Linked DNA regions of Homo sapiens: region 1 is linked to region 2. A link is a loop called in an ENCODE intact Hi-C map of the cell type or tissue named here. Cell type or tissue: dorsolateral prefrontal cortex. All regions are shown on one strand. Each heading gives the region's core, and the rest is flanking DNA. Links, peaks and the distances in the headings are about the cores only.

Region 1 (9,436 bases), core at 1,432-6,431, 160 kb before region 2:
TGGTTTTTCTTCTTTTTACCATGAGGAAGTGGAGTCAGGTGCTGACCTTCAGGCCTTTGAACTTGCCTTAGCTACCAGCATTTTTCAAACTTCAACACTGTGACCATCACCTGGGGAATCTCATGACAATGCAGACTCTGATTCAGCAGGCTGAGGGTGGGAGGAGGCAAAGGGGAATTCATCCCATCTGTCCACAGCCTTCCCATTGGAACCTAAGTCCCACATGCCTAGAAACTCCCTTGGCCAAAATTTCTCTGAAGATAAATAAAATGGCAAGAGCCAGGGGTGCTTGCCATTTTCATCTGCCAAATGAGGTTATAGAAGACTCTGTTTTAGAAGGGCCACAGCCCAGAGGTCTAGGTGATGCTGAAAAATGACACATGGCCGATTCCCAAAGAAATGATAGAATTTCCCATCTAGCAAAGATACCAGAAAGCTGAACTCACCTTTCATCATTTTTAAAAAAGGATAACGTCTTTGGGAAGCTTTTCTTCCCATGAAATCTTACTGCCTTCCCAGGGTATCACATATTTAAAGTACAGCTGTGCTCATCGAAGGAGAGAGAGGACAGGGGAAGGTAAAACCTTTCTCCTGCCCTGTAGGGGCCTCTCCCCAGAATTCCTCAGGACCCACAGAGGAAAGCTGAAATGCTTGGATTTAATACAATGCCCCATTTTTTTTAACTGAGCTGAACATAAAATTAAGCATTTTAAAAGGAAAGATTCGGTACATTCACAACATTGTGTGACCACCACCTCTATCTAGTTGCAAAACATTTTCATCAACCCCAATAAGCACCAAACCCATTAAGCAATCAATCTCCAGTCCCTCCTCCCTTTACCCCATAGCACCACCAATTTGCTTCCTGTGGGTACAGGTTTACCTATTCTAGTATTTCATATCAATGGAATCGGACAATATGTGCCTTTTTAGATCTGTCATCTTTCACTTAGCATAATGTTTTCAAGGTCCATCCACACTGTAGCACATATCAGGAGGTATTCCTTTTTATGGCTGAATAATAATCTATTGTAGGGAGACATTCGTCTCCCCATTGATGGACATTGGGGTTGTTTCCACCACCTTTTGGCTACTGCGAATTACTGTGTCTCTGAGCATTAGTGTGTAAGCACTTGAGTTTCTGTCTACAGTTCTTTTGGGTATATACCTCCATGCTCCAATGCTATAGATGAAGAACCAGGCCACAAAAGATCTAGTGACTTGGCTAGGCTTACTCAGCAAGCTCATGGCTATGCTGGACCCCAGGTCACCGAGTACCTGCTCCAGCTTCTACTGAACCCCAACATTCCATGAGAGCTTGGACTTGGCCCCACCTCTCCACTTATGGCAATGCCAGTTCCCTGGCTGGGAAAGCCCTCTCTGGTTTTCTTTCCCTTCCAAATCTTCCCACTCAGATCTCAGCACTCTATCCTCCTTCCCCACAAGGTGTTCCCTGACCACCCACAGCCCTTCCACTTCTTCCTCTAATTTCCAGTCTTATGATAATCTAATTATAAGTCCACATGGCACACAGTGTGTTTCACGGGTAATTTGGTGACTTGTGTTGACAGTAAGATATTTGAGGACAGGAGCTTAGCAAATCTTTATGACAGATTAAATACATGGGCAGAGGCTTGCAGAGCCAGATGGGTGACTTCATCTGGTCTGCTGGCATCCACTTTGGCTGACATGACTAGCAATGTTACAGTCACTATACAGTTGACATGACGACATTCAACAACACCAAAAGGTCTAAACAGTGCTTTAGATCCCCTGGCTGGTGATGTTCACAGCAGCGAAGTCACCAGGAATATGCAAAGACACAACAAGCCTTGTCAACACCACCTTGCCACAGCTGGAGCCACTAAATATGTGGACAGAGTCCTGGCCCAAGAGTATAGCCCAGGAGAGGAATGGACATCCCTCTCCCCACCTTTGAGTAGAAAATGACCAGTGAGCCTGGCACGATGGCTCATGCTTGTAATCCCAGAACTTTGGGAGGCCATGGTGGGCGGTTAACCTGAGGTCAGGAGTTTGAGACCAGCCTGGCCAACATGGTGAAACCCTGTCTCTACTAAAAAATACAAAAATTAGCCAGGCATGGTGGCAGGTGCCTGTAATCCCAGCTACTCAGGCGGCTGAGGCAGGAAAATTGCTTGAACCTGCAAGGCGGAGGTTGCAGTCAGCCAACATTGTGCCATTGCACTCCAGCTGGGGCAACAGAGCGAGACTCCATCTCAAAAAAAAAGAAAACAAGAAAATGACCAGTGAAGGCAACACAAAAGGGATCAATGACGTCATCAATTACAGGATCATGCTCGATTATCTAAAACTCAGTTTGCCCTGTTGTAGGACTTGATCTTTCATAGAGATTGTTATTACAGAAGTACTTTAAGGACTTTAGAAATATGCCAGTAAAACACACACTTTTTTTAAAATTCATTCCAGAGATTTCCATTCCCCAATGAGGTCCTCATCAGAGTCATCAAAGGAGCAGCACATCCAAGAAAGTCCAAAAGAGATAGACTTTTTTTTAATGATGCATTAGAAAACCTGACCCCAACCCCTGCCTTTCTTTGTCTACTTTATCACATTTGTAGGTTTAGAAAAGTTTGTCTTTCAGTCTCAAAACTTTTGGAAAAAATAATGTCCCACTGTCTTTCATATCAAAAAGAAACGACAAGTGTGTTGATCGTACAGAGCCAATCTCCTCTTCACATAATGAATAAAGAGAAGTTTCCATTCATTTGGCCACAAAACAGGTCATTTTCTTCAAAATGTACACACTAAAACAATAAATTAAACACTTATGCTTCCAAGGGAGAATAGAAAGATAAGAGCAGGAGACATATGTGTGTCTTGATGGTGGGTGCCGGTGTATCCTGGGAGCTTAACCCTCACTGCAGATTTAATATTCACAAAAGCCCATTGAGGTGGGTACTATCATCTCTGTCTAACGGTGAGAAGATCAAGAAACTAAGGCTTGGGGAGAATAAGTCATGAACACCAACTTCCCATGTTAGGAACGGTGGGTTCAGGGTAGAAATCTCAAAGTTCAGCTTTTCCCACCACACTTGAAAGGAATTAGTAGAAATTAATGGCTTTACAGACCTCACAGCCACCAGTTTTTTGCTGTGGGACCTCCCCTGTGTCTGTCCTCTCCACATGTCTTGTGTCAGGCCCTGGAGAAGCACAGGGTGCCGCTACCTCTTCACCTGCTGAGCAAACCCTGTCATTGAAGCAACCAGGTGCTCACACGTGTTGTGAACACAAGACTCCAATAAGGGGACACCTGTGTGTATCCAATTTTCTACCAGCAGCAGCTTATCCACTGGGCATGAAAGGGAGGAAAACTACTCAGCCAGTCATTAGGTAAATACTCACTGCTTATCTCAATGCAAAAAAACAAGCACCCTTCTGCAGGAGTAAAAGGAAGTGTGGAAAGGTGAAGAGAGCAAGGGGCAGGAAGCAGACAGTTCAGAATCAGGAGCCTTCTCTGCTTGTGTGGACAAGCTACTCACACTCTCTTAGCCTCGACTTTCCTATCTGTGAGTGGGACTGGCAATCAAACCACACTACTATAAAAAGGATACGTTTGCCCAAAATAGCCAACAGGTGGAAGCAAACAGGCGAATAGATAAACAAAATGTGGTCTCTACATACAATGCAATATTATTCAGCCTTAAAAAGGAAAGCGCTTCTGACACAGGCTACACCATGGATAGTCCTTGACGGCATATTGCCGAGTGAAATGAGCTAGTCACAAAAAGACAAATACTGTATGATTTCAACTTACATGAGGCACCTGGAGGAATGAAGTCCATAGAGACAGAAAGTAGAATGGTGTTTGCCAGGGGCTGTAGGGAATGGGGAGTTAGGGTTTCACGCATAGCAAATTTCACTTTTGCAAGACAGAAACAGGCCTGGAGATGGATAGTGGGGATCGTTGCACAGCAGTGTGAATGTACCTAGTATCATAGAACTCTCCGTAAAAATGGTTAAGTTGGAACATTTTACATTATGTGTACTTTACCACAATGGAAATTAATAATGCTAAAAAAATAACATGTTTGCCATGATTCTGTCACTGTTGCTGAGGAGAAAAGAAACGCCTTGTACTGTGGACCCAATCAACTCAAATTAGAATCTCTTGGGATGGTGCCCAAGCACAGGCATGTTCTAGAGGCTCTATCACACCCACGCCAGAGCTGAGCATCACCCAACGAGCCGAGTGCTCAGGTCACGTTAGTGACTCATGTCCCTCAGCCTGACACTTACTCATGTTGCTGCAAAACAGCAGGATACATTGGGAGCACCCAGGCATCTGTGTGCATTGAATTAACTTTTATTTAGCTCAACTCAAGAAACATTTCTTGCCTACCAACAGGGCTGGCATCACAGGCACCTGCAGGTAGTGCCACAGCGGGCGCCCTCAGAAGGCCCTGCTCGTGGTTTAATGCTCAGTGGCTGCCATTTTGAAATTCTTAACGATTTTTGAACAAGGAGTCCTGCATTTTCCTTTTGTACTGTGGGCCCTGCAAATTGTGTATTTGATTCTGCCTACAAAACCAGATCCTGTTCTAGGCCTGGAGAAGCCAGAGATAAAAGGCAAAGTGGCTATGGAGAGGCCATAGGCTGCAGAATGCCCAGGGCAAGCTGAGGCCAACCCCATCAGGACCTCCTGGTCCACCACTCACCCCACCCCCTTCGCCTGGAGAGCCAGACATGGATTTGCCTGCAGAGGAGGGAGGAGGAGAACCCCTGACTGTGGGTGGATATAAACAAGCTCATGACGAGTGATAAGTAACATATGCAACAGGAACAATGATGCAAAACATCGGTGCACGTTGGGCTTTAGGACAGGGCAAAACTATACACAAAGCAGGCATCTAAGAAGCTAAGTTCTGAGTTCTCAGCTCACCCCATGCTCACTCTTCTTGCCAGCATTCATGGAACATCCACCATCGTGCACCGGAGTCCCCACAGCTTCCAGTCTCAATAAGCCATGGCCGCAAATAAGCACCACCAACCACTTACTGAAAGCTTCCTTCGTGCCAGGCACTGTGCTGAGTGCTTTATATAAGCAGCCGCAAGTGCTTCCCATCATGGCTTCCTAGCTGGCTATTAATTGAACTGTTTTACAGATGAGGACCAGGAATGATCAGAGAAACCAAGGAACTTTCCCAAGATTACGTAGCCAGTTAGCAGGTGATCAGATGTGAACTTGGGTCTTTTGCTTTGAAATCTGTAACTTTGCCCTTCAATGTAAAATACCCTTAGGTTGAACCACATGCAGTTGGTGTTTGGCCGAATATTGTCAATTTCATCAGGCAGCGTGTGATGCAGCTGAAACTGAGACCATCCATAAGCCCTGTGGGAGGCCAGTGAACCCACAGATAAATCCAGATCACTCCCTGTTCTGTAAATCAGCGTGCCGGGCAAACAGCTCTCTTAAGCAGGGAAATGAAGGGAATAAAGAACAAACAAGTGGGAAGCTCTGTAAGAACAATATCCTGTGAGCAAGCTGAATGAAAGCACCTGCCTTCCTCCCTCAGCCCAAGCCAGCTTGCTTAATAAATTAGATTGCTTGTTTGTTAGAAGCACCTTTTTAAAAGGTGAGTGTAGACAGCTGCTCTCCAGATAATGACACTAAGCAGAGCTGTTGCTACCAAGCCACGCTAGAGATAAGGCTGCTTTCCCAGAAATACATTTCGGGGCAGGGCAAATTGAAAGTGTGTACTTCTCAGGTAATAGGTAATAAACATTCCGTTTTGGAGCTTTCTATATTGAGCTTCTGCACCTGGTCGCTGGAAGGCTATGGTGTCAGCACCAAGCCTGCAGATTGCTTTGTATATCAGCCACCCCTGTTTTTCCCCAGTAAAATACCACTCCCGGCTTGGCCGCCAGCTCCTTCCTCTTTCTTGGTGGAAATCTACTGCTTTCTTAAACTGGTGCATGGAAAATTACATGGTCAGCGCCACACTCGGGGCTAGAAAAGCACACATCCCACAGTGATTTCAAATGATCCAGCCTTTCATCATTAAAAAATAAATTCTGTGGGCGAGGAGAAAAGAATCGTGAGGCCCCTAAGCAGGTGACTCATTTCAGACAGAAATGCCAAAGCCATTTCTGAACAGATGGGTTGACAGGACACTTAGCAAATGCTGCTTTTAATTCTTTCTTGCACTCATTCATTCATTCAACAAATATTCCCCCAGGCTTATGGAGCATGGGGCACCACTGTAGGCACTGGGGAAGTAGCTGCCAAATACAAAATAAAACCCAAAAAATCCCTTCTTCCCTGGAGCTTCCACTCTACAGGTGGAGACAGAGAGGAAACAGATAAGGAAACTCTAAGAGTTATGGGGTAAAGACAGCTGGGGGGGCGGTGCGGGTGGAGGGGTTGCCTTGGTGGAAAGGTGATCTTAGAGCAAACAGGGAGAGAAGGTGCAGAGGGAGCTCTGTGGTTACCTGGGGGGAAAATGGTCCTTCTACGCAGAGGGAGTGGGAAGGGCCTAGGGGGAAGTAGGGCCAGCTTGATCCTGGGAGCCGTGTGGCTGTGGGCATGGAGTAAATGGGGACGAGCAGGTGAGAGGTGAGGCAGGTACACTGAGGCCAGGTGGCCACCAGGAGCACCTTGACTTTGCCTCTGAGTGGGATGGCACTCACTGCTCTGTGCAAAGGAAAGTCATGACTGGACTTGCTTTTTGCCAGACACACTTTGAGGCCAAGAGGGAGCAGGGAGAGGAATGTTGACATCATTGAGGTGTAGGATGATGGAGTAAGAGATGGACATGGTGGAGTGGGAGCAGAGGCCAGGGTCTAGCTAGGTGTCAATGGGGATGTTACTGACAGAAAGACTCTACGATTCCTCCAGGTGGGGCATACCCTCAACATCAGCCCATGGATGGATGTTCCCAGACCCCAGGAGTCTCACCATAAATTCTCCCTGGGACAGACTGTGGGTGGCAGTGGTCGCCATCTGTCCTTGGCTGACAGGTGCCCAGAGCTGTGGCAGTGTCATTCCCAGCAGCCCCAGGATTAGGCTGTTATCTCTGTTTACCAACAGGAAGAGACACTCGGTGGAGGATTCAAGCTGATACAGGAGCCGTGGATTGCCACCTGCCTCTTCTCCTATGCCTGTCATGAGTACACACACCAGTCCTGTCTGCTGGCCAAGCCCCCTTGCTCCCAGGTGGGAGAACAATGTGTAGAAGCACAAATTATAAACTGATTCTTGTGTTCTCTAAAGACAGTCTGTTTTTCAGATCATGATTAGGAATGAGTAAACGGTAAGTCTCAAAGTTTTCAGGGGCTTATTATACAGGGCCTATCAGAGTAAAAATAGAAATTACAACAGCCCAACATGGAAGAAAGTTTTCCTTCCTCACTCCCAAACTTCAAACAGAGTCCGAGGGTTAGGATGTGGGCGTAGCTTTTTGGGGGGCCACAATTCAACCCATTCCAGCTAACTTGATTGAGTATTGATGCCTTTTAAACAAGCAATGGAGTGATCATCGGAGATGAAGAAGCAATTTAAGCTCAACCCTCAAATGCAAACCCTTCCAAAGCAAACATCCTAGGAGGTGCTACTTGAGTTAACCTCGGAGATGATTAACCTGGGTTTTGCACCACTGCCCTGAGCCATTTTCCACAGAACAGAACAGAACAGAATTCTTTATTATGTTTCTCAAGATGCTACTTTTCTACACTGCAGTTATTTCAGGCATGACTCATGTTAAAATGAGTGTGATAAGATTTCTTGGTAAAACCCCTGGGAGGCTTTGAGTAGAGAGTTTTTAACAGTAGCTACCCCAAGCAAGGCAGCTGGAGTGGGTTGAATGGTTCCTCCCCAAAAGATCATCCCTGTCCTAACCCTTGGACTCTGACTGTGACCTTATTTGGAAAAAGAGAGTTTACAGATGTAACTAAGTTTGAGATCTCAAAATGAGGTCACCCTGGATTACACAATGGGCCCTAAAGTCAATTACAGGCATCCTTATAAGAGACAGCAGAGAAGACACAGACACAGAGGGGAAGGCCATGTGAAGGCAGAGAATGGAGTGACGCAGCCACAAACCAAGCAATGCCTGGAGCCACCAGAAGCTGGAAGAGGCAAGGAAGGGACTCTTCTTCAGAGGGAGCAGGGCCCTGCCCACACCTTAGCTTCAGACTTCTAGCCTCCAGAACTGGGAGAGAAGAAATGTCTGTTGTTTGAAGCCACCCAGCTGTGGCACTTTATTACGGCAGCACGGGAAATGCATACAGCCTCCAAAAGAGAACGAAGCCCTTCTGAGAGCTTGATTCCAGACATGCAAGACCCTGAGCCCACCGCGCCTGGGTTTCTGCCTACAGAACTGTGAGATAATCCATGGTTGTTTTACGCCACTCCAATTGCAATAAGACAGTGAGGATGTCATGTGAGTGACCAGCAAGGCATGTGGCCCAACCAGACAGCCAGGGAAGGCCTTTAACGAGTAACTTGAGGCTGAGAGTGAGGTGGTGAGTTGTGGAGAAAGTCCCAGCTCAGGGTTCACTGTGGACCAACAGCTCTTTACTGTGGGGTACTACCTTCCTGGAGAATTTCCTGGAGAGTATAAGGCCTGACGTGGGCCTTCAAATATCTCAACAAGAACAATAAATCCCTCCAGAAAACCATATTACTCCACTTTCTTTCCAAAGGAAATTCAAGTCTGTTGAAATGCTTGCTCTAAAACAGTTTCCAGTGATATTAAACAAATTCGTGGCTCTCAGAATACCTTGGGTGATGATCAATAAGAGTTGTATGTGCTTTACATGCTGATAATCACACCTAACCCACAGCATTTGTCTGATGCCTAAGTGGGCTCAGATTTGCCCAAGGCTCTGGTCCAAGGACCTCTGAGGGACACAGCCTCGTCACTCAGACAGGAGAGCCCAACTCAGTGACAAACAAAGGCCAAGGGATTCTGCACATGAAGACAAAACAGAGTCTTCCTTCTCAACTAGAGAATGGCTTATCTAAGAAAAAAATCAACTGGAGAGAAAAAAAAAGTGAGGATGTCAGCATTTAACAGGAATCTTGAAACTTTGACAGGAAGGGTGACCCTTTTCGGTCAATCTGAAATGTATGCAGACAGGTCACAGATATATTCCAAATACATTTTTTTAATTGCTAAATATGTTTAAAGAAGATTTTTAAAATAAAACTCAATGGACCAGTTTATACACTGCAAATTCATTACATTTTTCCAACCACGCAGAGCTAGGCTTAAACTCAACTATACTGAAGGTTAAACTCAACTATTACCAGTGTTATTCTATCCCAAAGAATGAGCCAGGTCTAAGCTGATGTTTCCTCCTGTTGTGACAATAAGAACTTTCCCCATTGTCTTCCACCTTTCCCCTTCTCGCTCCATTTCCACCTCTCCATCGCGCAGGGAAGGCAGATTAGAGT
Region 2 (11,319 bases), core at 3,177-8,176:
GGGGAGCAAGCAGAGAAGCACCAGCTCAGCGAGGCTCTTCCCTGGGGTAGGAGGACTTCCTCCCACGGGAACGGCCCAGCCGCAGGTAGGACGCCAGAAGGTCAAAGGATGTTAGAAACCCAAGCCTCTGCCTTGGCTGATCCAGGGGATCCGAGACAGAAGAATGGAGAGCAGGAGCAAGTGAAAACCTGACCCCCTGCAGCCCACACCTCGATGGTTGGAGCACAGAGCTTTTAACCATATCCAGAAAGATACCTGAGAGCCCTGGAGCATCGGGGCCTGTAGCCTGCTCTCCCGGGCATAGAGTAGAGGAAATTGCAAGCCCCAGGGAGAGCCCCAGCCTTCAGCTCAGAAAAGGCGGAAGAGGAAGAGGAAGGCACCTAGGAGATGTGAACCTGGGCGAACCTGAGGAAGAATCCGCCTTGGCCTGTGTACAGCATGCAGGGAGTCAAGTCAAGGGGGTGTGGATTGGGTGAGCGTGGTGGGCGGGCTGGAAGAAACCTGGGTAGTGGCAGTGATATCTAGAAAAGTTTTCTTCCCTGATAAAGACAGGCATGTGAGGAGAAATAGGTCTGACTCTAAACCGGCTGAGTGTGGAGGTGATGGATGGAGCAGCAGCAGCCTTCTTTCAACCAGCAGAAGATAGGCCTAGGAAGCACCCATCCCACAGAGGTGGCCAAGCAGAAAGAGGGAAGGCAGCCTGATGCTGGAAGACGCCTCTGAACCCCTGAACCCCAGAAAGGCTGCCTCTATGCTTTAAAATGTGGTTTCTTGCTACTTAAGTCTTTTTTCCTGGGACTCTTCCTGGCTCTCAGTCCAAAGCTTCCAAATGAAAATGAACCTTTTCCTGCTCCTATGTGGAGAGTTTCTTTTCTGCGAAGGGACTCCACGTCCTTGCCTTTCCTGGAGAAGGCAGTGGGAAGGCAAGCAGGTCGCCAACACCCACCACTGCGCCCTGGGAGAAGTCATTTCTGCAGGGACAGTTCTGAATGAGAACAAATACTTGAGAGTATTTAAGGAAATAAAGGACATCTGGTTACACAGCGGCTTTGACGGAGGCAGCAAGAGATGGGTGGTGAAGAAACGAAGAGGATGAAGGTGGGGCCGCCCACGGGGACCCAGCCCCAGGGGCGAGTGCTGTTGATGGTGTGGTTTTCCTTCAGAATCCTGGCACCAAGGTGCTGCGGAGGCCGAAGCAAGTACAGCAAGCTCTGAGCCTTGGGGTTCCATCTGCGTTGAACTGGTGCCGTCTACAGCACGTGAGTAAATACAACATAACAAAAAGAAAAGGTTTTTCTCAGAGCCTATGAATATGGAACTACTAATTTGAGTCCAGGCCATCAATCCCAATCTAGTGACCCAACAGCCATGGGGTGTGTATGCACAAAACCACTTGGATGAGAAACAGGATGGAGGAGGGAAGCCACTAATAAATGCCTCCTCGGGCGCCCGCTCCAGCCGCGCACTGTCTCATAGCCCACCCTGTCCACTGAGGCACAACCCCACTCGTGGCCTTCCCCCAACTGAGGCTTCAGGGGGCTCTTGGGGGCTGTCTTGGCTCATATCGGGCCCAAGTCTGGTCAAAAGTCCAATCTCTACCTCTTGGCATGAGCTGGTTCCTTCCTCAGCTCCTCCTACCCCTGCCCCCACCAGGTACCACCTTCCATAGATTCTTCTGTTCCCACAGGTGTGCAAGGTAGCGGGGAGACCTGTGTCTGCCCAACAAGGCCCGGGCTCCAGGGGCCCTAACCAGGTGTGGGCTGAGAACGGGAGCTCCCCAAGGGCGGGCCGCGCTCCTCATCCTCTCGCTAAGCCCTTGCTGAATGAGTGAAGGAGGGGCTTTGGAAGCCCAGGTCTGCAGAGTCGAGAGAGAACCTCTCCGCTCCCTTGCGTCCTCAAACTCTGCCCTCTACTTCCTGGGTACAGGCCAGACTTCATCTCCCAGCCTCCCTGGCAGATGAGGGCAGGCTCCTCTTGATGGAATGGGGTGAAAGCAAGGAAGCCATATCCATGCTGGCCCATAAGAAGCTGCTACAGAACCCTTCCTCCTCCCTTCCTCCACCACCCAGCAGGAAGCAAGGGAGCCCGGGGCGCCACGGTGGACCACAGGATGAATGACACAGGCCCCTGGGTCCCTGAGCCGCTCTCTCAGTTCCGCCTCTCAGCATGAAAGATCCCAAATGTGGGAACTATGTGTTCTAGCAGCTGGCATCGCCTTCACCAACTCAGGGTTTAGGACAATATTGTTTGTGCCCCAATGTCTAACAACACTTTTCGTTAAATAATCATCATCACAGCTGATATTTACCGAGACCTTCGAGTTCCAGCCACTAGCCAAGTGCTTTGTCAGGATCTGATTTTTTAGAGCTCATGACCACCCCTGGGATGCAGGTGTGTGGTGTGGGGATCGTTGCAGCCTCCCCACATCCATTCCATTCCTTCCCAAGCGCTGCATTCTGATTAGGATGAGGTTGGCCCTATCCTTAGCACCAAAGATGGACCCCGACTGTGTCCAGGGTGGACAGTGTGTGTCCTAAGTCAGTCTCAAGAGCTCAAGAGCTCTGTTTCAGATGGAGGAGGAAACACCACCTCTCTCCCCAAATATTAATAGGAAGATGTGAAGCCTGGATGCCCTTGGACATCCTCTTGCAACCAGGAGGGAAGCCAGCCTGAGCCAATTCATCCAACAAAGCCAATTCATGATGTAGGACAAGGCAGAGGCAAAAGAACCACAGAGAAACAGAACCAGAGCCTGGTGCAGTTATACCTCAAGCTCAGCTTGGCAGAAGCAGTTAGTACTCATGAAATATTCCATGTGCTTGCCACGTGCCTTGAGCCACTAGGGCTGCCATACTGAAGTGCCCCAGATGCGGTAGGTTATTGTCTCAGCTCTGGAGGCTGGATGTCCTTGCAGTTAAATTGGAGCCATATGTCTAGGTCTGGCCACTAAATTGTAAATGACAGTGGTATGTGTCACTTCTTGGCTAAGGCAGGTAAGAGCCAGTGTGCTTTCCTCTCTCCTGATCCCATGATGCTCTTAGTAGCCAGGTGCCGAGATGGGGAAAACAAGAGGGCAGGAACGTGGATCTCTGCATCAGGAATGGAGGAGGGGCCCAGCTAGCGGCACTGAATTGTCGGTGAGCAAGAGGTGTACATCGTGGCGTTATGCCTCCATGCTTCTGGTGCTCACAATGCTGATTAATACATCTACTGTTCTTCTAAAATCAGGACTCCTAAATTGCCAAGACCAGTAAAATCCCGTGATTGTTGAAGCCAGATGAAATCAGGTTTTTTGTTAGTTGCAGCTGAAAGCAACCTAACTCATACAGTATTGTCACTTCTTTAAAATGTAGAAACTAGGGCTTAGTGAAATAGAGTGACTTGCTCAAGGTCACACAGCTAATATGTGACAAAACTGAGCTTCCATAATAATGCCAGGAGTTCACAGTGTGCGGTCCCCATACTATCTCCCTCACAATCATTTGGGATACATGTTTAAAAAGTAGATTAACTGGCCCCATGAATACTGATCAGTCCATCTCTGGATAAGGGGCCCAGGACTATGGATTCTCATGAGCTCTCTGGTGGCTGCTGTCCGTTCAAAGTTGAGAAGCTCTGGTCTAAACTGAGACCTCTTCAGGAGGTACGGTGTCACATGTCCCATGTGTGGGGAACTGGTGAAAATAAATCCATTTGAAGTACAAACATGTTTCAGTTGGCCACTCTCCATGCTACAGTGTGTTTGCCAGTGTTTATAAACACAGTTGAGAAAAAGTCATCAAACTTCATAGCCCATGGTCGTTGACATAAACAAAGATACTCTCCACTGAGTTTTACTTTTAACTTTGCCATTAAGATGGCAGCGATCTTAGTTGCAAGAACTAATTGCAGATTTCATGCTGAATTTTTTTCTCATATCCCCAAAATTACAAATTCTGTGTTGAACCAGAAATCATTCATTCAGAAAACATCCTACGTATTATACAAGGATACGGAAGAAAAAATGCATTGCCCAAGAAAACGTGCCTGTGGGTGTCTGGCCCATGGATCATGATCAAGGAAGATGTAGACTGCAATTGTGATACACAGCCAGTGCACTACTGTGATACATAGCCAGTGCACTATGGCAGTACATAGCCAGTGCACTACTGTGATACATAGCCAGTGCACTATGGCAATACATAGCCAGTGCACTACTGTGATACATAGCCAGTGCACTATGGCAATACACCACCAGTGCACTACTGTGATACATAGCCAGTGCACTATGGCAATACATAGCCAGTGCACTACTGTGATACACAGCCAGTGCACTATGGCAATACACCGCCAGTGCACTATTATAATGCACAACTAATGCATTATTGCAATACACAACTGGTGCCGCCTCAAGGATTGACAATGTACATTAACCTAGAGGCACAAACCATCCGTGAAATTTAAAAATAAGTAAACTATCACGTCTAGGAATAAATCTAATAAAAGATGTGTAAAACCTCCTCAACTCATAAACATTGCTGAGAAAAATCAAAGAAGACTTAAATAGAGAGAGATGACATATACATAAAAAAAACTATTAAGAGAAACAAAAGGCAAGCCACAAACTGGAAGATTTTGAAATTCATATATCCAAGAAAGGACATATTCAGAAAATGTAAAGCTATCTTGCAAACAAATAAGAAAAGGATGTAAAACCCAATTGCAAAAATAGCCAACATCAACAGGTAAAATTTTTAGTTACACAAGATGAATATGTTCTGGAGACCTGCTATACAGCATAGCACCTAGAGTTAACAATACTGTATTGCACACGTTACAATATATTAAAAGGACAGACCTCAGGTTAAGTGTTAACACACACACACACACATGCACACACAACACCACAGAGAGATTTCTGGAGGTGATGGATATGCTTAGTACCTTGATTGTGGTGATGATATCCTGGGTACATGGATTTGTCCAAACTCATCCAAATGTACACATTATATGCAATTTTTGTATATCAATTATATATCAATAAAGCTTTTCAAAATGGGCTAAAAATGGGCAAAAAAATAAAGATAATATATTGATACAGTCAACTGTTCTTACCATCCACATCTCAGACTTTCCGGGAAGGCAGATGGGGTAGGGGAAGAAACAGTAACGCTGATTCATTTCATCTTGGGCCTCTCTTGATTTGCTGCCCAAACAATACATGCTGGACTTGCAAGCTGTACCAGAAAGCCTGGAAAGGGAGGGAAAAAAAGAAACACCCTTGGACAAAACCTCAGCAGCCAAGTTGAGACTCTGAGCCATATGCATGTCTTTGTGTGGGTTGAAATCTATTTTCTCTGGGTTCGATGGATTATTATAACACCCAAAGTTTTCCAAAAAACGTCAGACAAGGTTACCACAGCAATTAAGCTGTCTGCCATCTGCAAGAGGCTTGGCTTAAGGTTTACTGAAGTTAAACATGTTTTGAAAAGAAAAAATTAAGGCTGTCGATGTTTTGCCTATCAGTCAAGCTCAGCAACATTAGGCCTTGGAGACTCTTCAGGGAGAGTCGTTCTCCCTCAAGGAATAGTTTAGCATTGGCATGCTGAAATTTCAGAACCCAAGGAACATTTCAAAAATAAATTATGCCTTGAGAAACACTGCACCTAATCTTGGAACTGGCAGAGTAAAAACTTTGCTAAGACATTCAGCCAAGCAATTGAGATTAACACTCTTTATCGCCTTCCCAAATGGCAAGTTATTTAAAAAAAAAAAAAAACAGACCTGAATGTTAACTGAATTTCACATTCTTACTCCACAGTTTCTTTAAAGCAAATAAGTGTCTAAAATGATGACAGTAAAACTTATGGTTTAAAATTCTGAGGAGTGTCTGCAAAGTCTTATATTTTTCTCAGCCAGATTTTCTGGCTGAACCAAAGCTTTCCTGAGAAAAGGAGGAGAAGGAGGATGGGTTCCATGTGCCTGGAAACATTATCATTCTTTCCAGTTGCCCATCTTTAGCCCAGGGTTACTTTTTATTCTTTCTTGAGAAAAAAATATTCCAGGAACCAAAAAAAACAAAAACAAACACAAAAAAACATAGTTAAATTTTATCCTCTGAACAACGGGCAGGGGGGAGTCAATGTCATTTTTCTCCGGGAATGAATGACAGGAGGTTTTCTCATCTTAAAGCAGTGCTGTGCTGGCAAACCAGCTCTCTGGGAGGAAAAACAAAATCTTCATTTGTAGCATTTGCCAATTTCCAAAGTGTAAATAATCCCACCATGGCTAATTTGAAGTTCTCAGTCATTTAACAACCAGATCTCAAAATTTCCAAATATTCAACAATCCTTTCTCAGAAACTAGCTTCAACTTACCACTCTCTTGAAGCAAATTATTATTATTGCCCATGACATGTTTTATTTATCCAATATATAAAAATAACTTTACCTGGCATTGGAATGCAAGAGAAAAGACAAATGACAGAAAGGGGCTCTGCCATTCAGAATCCTACAATTGAACAGGCAGGGAAAATACACAGTAAAGGCCTCTGAGAACACAGCTGCATATACTACATCTGTTTGGAGAATTCTCCTCTCTTCTGGGCACAGCCTCTTAAGACAGCCCAGATAATGCCAGGCATTGAAATGGCACTGTGATAGTGGAGGGGGTCAAGCGTTAGTATGGACAGAGGTAATGTGGATGGACAGGAAGGTTCTTATACATCTATAAGAATGTCACTTGGAATAAGAGTTAGGAGTTACTTTTTTTTGCTCCAAAGCTAACAACTAGGTCTGCCGGATATAAGACATAAGGAAGCTGATTTCTGCTCAACATAAGAAAAATGTTTCTGTTTTTTTGTTTTGAGACAGAGCCTTGCTCTGTTGCCCAGGCTGGAGAGCAATGGTGCCATCTCAGCTCACTGCAACCTCCACCTCCCAGGTTTAAGCGATTCTCCTGCCTCAGCCTCCCAAGTAGCTGGGATTACAGTCGCCCACCACCATGCCCGGCTAATTTTTATATTTTTAGTAGAGGTGGATTTCACCATGTTGGCCAGGCTGGTCTCAAACTCCTGACCTCAAATTATCCACCCACCTCAGCCTCCCAGAGTGCTGGGATTACCATCATAAGCCACCACACCCGGCCAAGAAAAACTTTTCCAGAAAAAAAAAGTTGTGCTGTCAGAGGAGATAAGACCATGAGAAGAAAAATAACCTCTTACAACATTTCTACCAGTTGATACTATTTCTTACATATCCTTTTGTCCAATTCTCACAATGACCTCATGGTACAGGTACTGGCCACTCCTTTATAGTGAAGAAACTGAGGCACAGGGAAGGCAAAAAACTAACTTCTCTGAGGTCTTCTACAGCAGGAGCAGGACTCAAACTAGGTCTCCTCATTCAGGTAGGATTTTTTCCCTCTCTCAAAATGATTCAGAATATGCCCTGAATTTCAGCGTGTTCCTTGAAAGAGGAACGCCTGGTTACGGAAACTGAAGTGCATTCTGCCAGTAGCACCCGGGCCAGGCACTGCACTGGGGGATTGAACTGGACACAGGAAACCACTCTGTGCTACTTTAGGTTTCTAGATAAGGGCCCGGTGTAAATAAAAGAGTGTTCTCCTGAAGATGGTCATATTGACCTGGCTAATTTCTGAGAGGGACATTAAGAGTCAGTAAGGGACGTGCATAAACCACCTTGGACGCACTATGATAGGCACAAGAAGGAACAGATGAGTCTACCAGAGATGGCTTGGAACAAGTTTATCCCACTCCTAGGAAAATGTCATGGCAAATACTCTGTATATTCAGCTAAAATTCATCAAAAATGAAAGTCATTGACAAAGATCTTAGAACACAGCTCTCAGGGGAACAATGATTTCTTCTGTAGGGGATCATTAAGGGTCATTGCAGATTCAAGAAGTTTCCAGAATAAGGCAAACATTCCTTCAACACAGACAGGGTCCATCACAGACCACTCAGCCACCTGCATCCCAAGCTTTGCACATAACCCAGGACACAGTGAGACCAGACGCTGGGCTTGGACATTGAATGCACTGAATGCATTCTCATGAGTCACTATTGCTTCATAGATATAAATTGCCCTCTGCAGACCATAAGACCTGAACACGAGAAGACTGTTCAGGTAGTGTTTTTTAGCTGCCAAAGGCACCCCCAGGAGGGATAACAGAGCAGATGTCAGATGCCCCCACGAGTGAACCCTGAACCCAAGACGCACCAGGCCAGCTCAGCCATGTGGTCATTTCCACAGGTCTCTCCTCCCCTCCCCACACTGCCGACCCCCCTGTGTGTGCTGGGAGGCACAGCCCCCCTTGGGAGGTTGACATTCCAAGTCAGTGAGTACCACAGCCAAGCTTGCCAACCTCAGCACAGCCCCCTGCCAGGGAACTGTCATTCTAAACACCATGCTTGGGATGGGACCTCCTGCTGGGGCCTGCCCCTGTGCTCCACCCGCAGCCTGTGAGGTAGTGTTTCTACCCAAGGGTTGAGTGTTCAATGAGTGTCTTGTCCTTTCAACAATAGCAGACGTGTTACCCTGCAGCTTGGGGAGCTCTGGGCCCTTCGTGAGTGGAAAATGAAACCTCACTGTGAAGGTATTGAATGGCCTCCAAATAACACGGCAGGACCAGCCCAGAAAGCCAGAGTGTTTTCTGTGCACACGTCGTGTGACCCACAACCAGCTCCCAGGGGAAGTGAGAAACCCATACCACACTTTGCCCCGGAATGATGTTTTCCATCTCTCTGGTTTTGGGCATCTGGAGATGATCCCTCTGGTGCCTTGCTCGCTGAGGACAGTGCAGCAGGAATGAGCCACCCATGCAGGCCAATATGCCATCAATCAACGTCAATATTATTCCTAAGTCTCCACCCCCACCAGGAGTGGTGCGTTCCAGCCCCTGCGGAGGCAGCAGAGCTGTCAGAACATTGTCAGGCTTTGTGGGGAGTTGTGGCAGCTTTCTACAAGCCTTACCCCAACCCTGGACTCCAGCAGGGCTGCACCGCATGTTTCCTGAGGATGTCTCAGAAGAGTTCAGTGCCTCTCCTGCAAGGAGCTTGACCTGGGCTCAAGATGCTGCGACCTCAACCCTCCAGGTCCAGGCTCAACAGCCCAGCACTGGAGCTGACTGTGGATTTTTCATGCATAGCACAGCTTCACGAGGACCTCTGGGCCCCTCACGCACAACAGCCCACCCAGGGTCTTTCCTGCTCCCAACTCTCTTGGAGGCCCATGCCAAAGACAAGGGCTGGGGATGAAGGACAGAGGCCAGGAGCGCCTCCCCACCACACACCACATTAGGCCTAATGGAATCTCCTCCTCCTTCTCCAAGTTATCTTCTCTTCCATGCAGCTTTTCCCAGTCCCCAGAGTCACTGGTCCTTGGGCCACTGCATACTTCCAGTGCAATTATGCATTTATTGCATTTGACTTTTTTTAGTAGTTACTGGTTGCAATGGTTGATTTTATATGTCAACTTGGCTAGGCCGTGGTGACCAGTTGTTAGGTCAAACACCAGTCTAGACGTTACTGTGAAGATATGTTTTAGATGGGATTAACATTTAAGTCAACAGGCTTTGAGTAAAGCAAATTACCCTCCATAATGAGAGTGGGCCTCATTCAATCCATTGAAGGTCATAAGAGAAAAGATGGAGGTCCCTGGAGGAAGACGGAATTCTGCCAGGCAATCATCTTCAGACATCAACTCTTCCCTGGCTCTCCAGCCAATGGGCCTGCCCTGAAGATTTCAGACTTGCCAGCTCTCATAATTGCATGATCCAATTCGTTAAAAGAGAGAGAGAGAGAAAGGAGAGAGATATCCTATTTGTTCTGTTTCTCTGGAACACCCTAATATGCTGGTAGACATATGGGCTCCCCAAATGGATTGTAAGTCATGCAGAGGCCGAAACTGAGTTTCCTCCACTTCCATGACCCCAGCAGTGCCTAGCCCATAGCCAGCCACAGAATGGACCCTCAGTAAACGCATGCTGAGTGGACAGCACATGGTCTAGGCCGGGAAGGGGTGAGGTGTAGGAAGCAGGGAAGTGCAGAGGTGCACACCCTGAATGTGAGGGCCTCCTTGAGTTTGCAGCCCAGGTCCCGGGCCCTGCCCGTGTGGTCTGCAGGGAGAAGTCATTGGTCTACATGCAATGACCCTGCCGGCCTCTGGGACTCACACTCCGCAAGCTCAAGGGCCTGGTTGGCACCACGGAAAAATCTTGAAGCGCTCACTTGGCGTGAACAAGGTCTGGGGTTCATGAGAATCAGAACCTTCCAGAACCCTGGGCTGTGCACTGTTATGCTGAAAGGCTGGTGCTCATTTTGGACCGTCAAGCGCAGCCATGAGCAGAAGGAATCCCTCCGAGCATCGTGCCCAGATGGCGGCTCAGCCTTTCCCTTGTAACGCGTGGCCCAGAGGAAGGGGCCGGCGTTGTTCTGCCACAGGGCTGTTCTGCCACAGGGCTGCTCCCCCAGGAAGCCCTAAATGTGCAGACTGTGTGGGAGGAAACAGCCCCCTTGGATTACTGGGCTATAAAACTTCAAATGCATGAAGACTTTGGGTGGTGATCAAAACCCCAGCGCACCCCAGGACCCCACCATGCAAAGCTCGCCCCACCAGATAGTCCCTGAAGGTCCTTGTTTGTCAATACACAGCCCCTGGCTGGGCCTCACATCGGCCCAGATCCTTCCTGGAGCTTTGGTTTTTCTTGAATCCTCAGCAGTCCCCACCCTGCTGCTGTTAGGACAGAACCGCCAAGTCAGGAGCAACAGATAAAAGGGCTTCCCCTGCCCTGGTCCCTGCGCTACAGTGTAGGCTGAGCCAGCCTCATGGCCTGTGCAGCATGTCAAAGACAGCATCCCCATTTCGCCCTGCCCTCCCCTCAGCACCACAAAATACACAAGGCCCAGAAGAGGAGTCCAAATGCCTTCTCGCTGTCCCATGTTCACACGGACGCTGCTTAAGGATTTAAGTACATCTCAGAACACAAGAAGCCATGAGTGAGACTCTTGCTTTGTTCAAAAAGCTGTGTGATGTCCACACAAAACGGAAAACAAGTACGGGCTGCCAGCTCCCTGACAGGGACCCCCTCCCCATCCACGGAGATAAAACAAGCAATCACAGAAGTGGCTGGACCTACGAGCCTCTTCATCAGCTGACAAAATAGCTCTGAGGAACCCAGGAGCGTCACTGGGTGTATTGGGCCATTCTTGCATTGCTATAAAGAAATACCTAAGGTTGCATCATTTATAAAGAACAGGTTTAACTAGTTCCCGGTTCTGCAGGCTGTACAAGCATGGCGCAGGGCATCTGCTCAGCTTCT

The links. Peaks named below come from ENCODE experiments on the same cell type or tissue, not always from the same donor. Only the 100,000 strongest peaks of a DNase experiment are listed, where the experiment ranks them.
Region 1: it touches region 2 in a loop (7-fold over the local background); 2 of 110 quality-filtered maps call a loop at or near these places.

The regions. Positions count from the first base shown.
Region 1 is chr21:38,951,418-38,960,853 of GRCh38, forward strand. No RefSeq gene overlaps it. Among named protein-coding and RNA genes, the nearest start is that of ETS2-AS1, 18 kb to the left of the region's middle. In dorsolateral prefrontal cortex, for the core only: no CTCF peak of the experiment used is centred there; DNase peaks (open chromatin) are centred at 4,254 and 5,944; H3K27ac peaks cover 2,724 bases.
Region 2 is chr21:39,106,896-39,118,214 of GRCh38, forward strand. No RefSeq gene overlaps it. Among named protein-coding and RNA genes, the nearest start is that of LINC02943, 28 kb to the left of the region's middle. In dorsolateral prefrontal cortex, for the core only: no CTCF peak of the experiment used is centred there; no DNase peak of the experiment used is centred there; H3K27ac peaks cover 2,000 bases.